Linked DNA regions of Homo sapiens: region 1 is linked to region 2. The links are chromatin loops, found by intact Hi-C in ENCODE. Cell type or tissue: gastrocnemius medialis. All regions are shown on one strand.

Region 1 (2,500 bases), 65 kb before region 2:
GTTCTCATACTGTCCATCACTGGCCGCCCGCCTCCGCAGAGGGGCTGGGGGCTCTGCAGGCTGCTTCTCCCGAGCCTGTACCCCTGGGAGGAAAGCAGGGTGTAGAGGACAATGAGCATTTTTGTGTAAGAAATGATCAATCGGCCTAATCCCATCAGAGAAGGCAGTGCCTCCTAGCTCAGAGGCCATGCTGGGGCTCGCCTGTCATCCCCCATTGTCTTCCCCTCAGCCCTCCTGGGTCCAACTCTGTTCACACCCCAGGTTTTCTCTGCAGGAGAGGGGATCTGCTTAGATTGGCTCAGACTTCACCAGGAATCTCTCCACACAGAGCTGAGACCAAGAACACAAAGGACTGATACAAGAAACAGATGTCAACTACTTCCAACCCCTGGAGGCGGAGGGCCAGAGCTTCCAGACAAGGGAGGGGAGGTGGAGGGAAAAGACAGTCTCCAAGGCAACTGCATCAACCAACCAGCAACATCAAGCCTGTGGGGAAGAACTCTTGGAAAGGGCTAAATTGCATCATCTTGCAAATGGTGCTCCCAAGGAGAAACAAAGACATGACTAAGCCTTGTTACGAAGTCCCCAGCCCCAGTTGGCCTCTGGGATATTTTTGGCTTTCTCTGGGGTTCCCCAACTTCATCCGGTGTACCGCTGAACCTCTTACCAACTCCCCTTATACTGGCCTCTTAGCTCCCCGCCCCCTTTTCCCTGCCCCAAAGATAGCGGCGGATCCCACCATGTCCCTCCCAGCTGAAGAGCAGACAGAGAGAAGTCGTGTGCTCCATCTGCTTTTCTGTACTTCCCATCCCAATCCCATTCCACAGGCCTGGGGATGCTGTTAATCTCACCCTCCTTCCTTCCCACTCCCTCTTCCCACAGCTGGGCTGAGGCACGGAATCCATTGCCTCATTGAGCTGGCTCCCAGAATCCTAGAAAACTCACTTCCTGGGTCCCAGAGGCCAAGACCCAGCCTGAAGCGTGGGCTTCTGGTCTTGACTCTCTTCTGGGAAGAGATTCCCCGCCCTGCTTTCACCACCACTAGGACTTAACAAAGGCCTCAGGTCACATGGGTCAGCGTGTGTGCACACACACTGCACACACACTGCCAGCCCCTAGGAATGTGCCAGTACAGCCAAGCAGAAATCACCCTCATTCAGACAGAAACATCTTCTGCCATCCACAGTGAGGACTGCATGTCCCCAGCCACGCCCCCCAGCACCCCCAGTCTGGCACAGCCACAAAGGCTGCCATAAACAGCGCCACCTGGGAAGCCTTCCTACTTGTCATGAACAGCAGGCTGCCGGCTGCCAAGCCTACGGGCAGACACACACTTACACTCACATAGGCACAGCCACTCTGAGACACGCCCTCATACTCTCCCATAATCAGGGGCTCCCATAATCGGGGGTGGGGGGCGCATCAGGAGAGCAGCAGGACTGGCATTTGCACATTAAATGCAGAAGGTACCGAGTGGTGCCCTGAGTCTCCGCTTTGGGCTTTTTATTAATCAGGGGCAGCCCTGCTGCCATCTCAGCTAAGAAAATAGCGCCCAGGATGGGGACAGTAAACTAGACTCTGACCTCACTCTGCCACTTACAAACTGTTCCACTTAAAGCAAACAAGCCCCACACCTTGAAGAGCCCTTATTCGCAGAACAGAAAAATAGGAGTCCCATTAGACCCAGCCAGGGGCTGCCAGGAGCATCTACCTGAAGGAAAGAAGGGCGTGGTTTTGGGAAGGGTGGGCAGCTTGCTGCAACCCTGCAGCAACCCCAGGCTCCCAGGCCTTAGCTCCCCGGAGCCCCCATCCCACTCAGGTCTCCTGGGCAGCTTGGACCAACACTGCCACTGATTTCATTCCTGGCAAAAACATTAGAGAGAAACAGACATAGCCATTGATTTTCTAACAATAATTGTGACAGAAGAAGCCCATTTGGGAGACGCTCTTGGGGTTTGGAACTCAGTTCAGCCCCAAGGTTAAAATAAATGCATTAGGGCTGGTCTCAGTTCCGGGCTCCTCTGCCCCCAGCAGCTCTTTCTGGCAGATCCCTCTGCCTTTTCAAGGGGTGGCCAGTTTCCCTGCTTGGGGATCTGACGTTTGCCATTAAAAAATAGATCTGTTTGCATTTGAGGCACCGAATCTCCTGGACAAACAAAGAACATTCTGCCCAACCTTCCCAAAGCTTTCTCCATGTTCAGGGGCCACAGATGCCTGCAGCAGCTTGGGGTGCAGGGGGCACCTGACATCCGTAGAGAATGTGAGATCCTGGCATGAGGCAGTCAGCCATCTGAGGGTGAGCTGCACCTTCCCAATCCTCTCTCCATCACCACCAGAATGGCACGTGGGAGCATGTTCTGACCAGAGGCAGGGAAATGGAGGGAATGACCTCCAAAGAGCTAAGGAGCTGCAGGGCAGTGCCTCCCTCTGCGGAAGGGTAAGACCCTGCATTCCACTCCCACGGGGCCAGCCCCTCCCCTGCAGAGCACCAATGGCCCCA
Region 2 (2,500 bases):
GACAGCTGTTGTTTTTGTTGTTACTTTTGTATCAAGAAAAATGAAAAGGGTAGTTACAACCAAACATTCACCTCTATAGAAAACCAACACCCTGCATCGCCTCTACCCATCCTTCCAGTCACCTCACAGGATGCAGAATTGGGAAGGCCAGTTTCTAGATTCTCAGACCTCCTGAGCCCATTGACACCTTCCAAACACCCATGTGCCTCTCAGAAAATGGTCTTTTCCTACCGCCAAGTTGCAGCCTCTTCTTTAAAGAGACAGGACCACAATCTGCCAAGAAAGGAAGAAACTGAGGCACAGAATAACTTACCCTCAAGTCCCTGGGAAGTTGACGGCCAGGCAGGATTCACACTCCAACCTGGGGCTTGACCACGGGGTCTCCAAGAAGAGGAGCCCCTGCACCCCTCTCCTGGCTCCGCAGTGCCTACGAGGCAGGATAGGTGGGTTCCGAGGTCCAGCTCCCAGCTGAGCCCCAAGTTAGAGCAGCTCTGCTAAGAGGGGGACCCTCCATCCAGCTGTCCGGAAGAAGGCTCTGCCCAGAGTCCCAGCTGCCTCGGACCAATGAGCAGCTCCTCAGCAGTGAAGGAGGGAAGAGCCAAGTGGGGCTACTGGGGGGAAGTTTCTAAGTCTCACAGCTCTTCTGGCCCTGAGGACTCCAGTTTGCATGAGTCAAGCTTGGGGGTGGGGGGATTAGACAGGGGTGGAGCTGGGAGTCAACGAGTGACTGTGTTTGGTTTTCAAGACCCAAACCAGGCTGTTCCAAAACTGCCCCCTCAGAGGAACACAGAAACCCAACAGTTCACCCATCTCCATTTCACTGGTCCCTAATGAGGAGTCCCTGAATCTCCCCAGGCCCTAGGCCCTGCTCCAGGCCCCAGGGCCACCCTGCTATAAATAGCCCCTTGAGTTTCATCTGTTGCTGATCCGTAGCCACTTTTGGAGGAAGCCACCACAGCTGCTTTGAACAACTGGAAGCCACAACGGTAGCCAAGACGTGAGGTGTGGCCAGGAGCATGGGACCAGACCCAGGGAGCTGGAGAAAGACAATGGGCCATATTGATATGGGCTTGGCAGGGGGAACTGGGGAACCAAGGGGGGCCGGGAGCCTGCAAAGGTGCAGGGGTAAGCAGGACAAGCAGGACAGGAGACCTGGCTCCCCTTTCCCCACCGCCCTCTTCCAAACATTACAACACTCCACATTCCTCAGCCTCCCCACCCCAAAAAAAGCCAGTGAAGATAAATAAAAACTTGGCCCAAACAGAGTCTGGCCAGGCCGCCTCCAGAGGTGATAAGGCAAAGTCCAAGCCCGCTCTGCTCCACCGGGCGGGGAGGGGAGGGGAGGCATGGGGAGGAAGCCACCCTGGACAGTGACCCCAGTGCAGAGGATGGGGGACGAACAGCTGGGACTGTCATCCCCTGATGAATCACTGGGCTGCCCTCTCACTGACGGGGCTTCCTGTTTTCTGCAAAGTTTGGGGGCACGTGACCCTTGCTGGCGGACAGCAGACATGCACGGTGACACGTCTGAGTGTCGGTACACACAGACAGACAGAACTCAGAGAACAACAAATGGGCTGGGGCAGGGGCACGGCATGTCAGCAAACACACCCTACTGCTCCAGAAACACAGGTGACCTCACACGAGGCTAGAGATGGTGCCTTTGGAAGCATGCCTCATCACGTAGGCTTTTTACAAGCACAGTGGGAGTAACACAAGGCATCCGGTCATCCCTGGGCCTCCAATCTTCATGCTCATTCTCTCATTCAGCAAACATCCACCGAGTGCCACCAGCTGTGTGCCCAGCCATGTTCTAGACACCAGGGGACAAAGGAAGTGAAGTCCCTGACCTCAGAGAGCTTATATTTTACAGACCATGATACTCATCACCATACCCAGTGTGAGGAGTAGAGGTTCCGTCTCATTTGTCCATCTGTAAAATGGGCACTGCACAGTGCTCACATAATCTTCTGCCTACTCCGCGTGGAGCCCCTAGGGAAAACGACTACAGGACTTTACAAACCTTATAAAAAGGAAAATAAGCTCTCTGCCTGCCTGTAATCCTATTCTTTTCCTCTCCGGGGATCACAAATCACCTTACCCAAATGGCTTTGAACTTCTTCCTGGCTCCTCTCAAGACACAGGTTGATTACAGAACTTTTCATCCAACTCTCTAAACACCAAACAGAACTCTCCCCATCCTTACCTCCAAAACACAATCCTTCCTTTGCTGAAAGGGCACCATGAAAGGAAATTCGACAGCCTCCCAGACAGAGTGTCTTACTTTTCTCACTGTCAGGAATTTCCTCCTGGTATCTAACCCTCATCCTTCCTGCTGCAGATTCAGCCAACTCTTTTTGCCTTGGTCCTCATTGCAGGCAAGAGTGGATCACCACTCAGACACTACTGGGTGGCTCAAGGTCTATGACCCCAGGTTCTGTTATCTGCTGCCTTCTTCCCCGTCATGAGGCAAGGAGCACGAACCTCCAGCCTTGGGTGG

Evidence for each region. Peaks named below come from ENCODE experiments on the same cell type or tissue, not always from the same donor. Only the 100,000 strongest peaks of a DNase experiment are listed, where the experiment ranks them.
Region 1: a loop joins it to region 2, with 3 times the contacts of the local background. A loop is called at or near these places in 2 of 110 quality-filtered maps.

Annotation. Positions count from the first base shown.
Region 1 is chr2:217,836,129-217,838,628 of GRCh38, forward strand. It overlaps TNS1 (tensin 1), which reads right to left. Exons shown (of 33, transcript NM_001387777.1): 20 at 1-83. Among named protein-coding and RNA genes, the nearest start is that of SNORA115, 3.6 kb to the left of the region's middle. In gastrocnemius medialis, a CTCF peak has its summit at 1,261; DNase peaks (open chromatin) are centred at 543 and 1,173; H3K27ac peaks cover 2,500 bases.
Region 2 is chr2:217,901,397-217,903,896 of GRCh38, forward strand. All of the region lies in intron 6 of TNS1 (tensin 1), which reads right to left. Among named protein-coding and RNA genes, the nearest start is that of MIR6809, 2.0 kb to the left of the region's middle. In gastrocnemius medialis, no CTCF peak of the experiment used is centred here; DNase peaks (open chromatin) are centred at 695, 985 and 1,495; H3K4me3 peaks cover 797 bases; H3K27ac peaks cover 2,500 bases.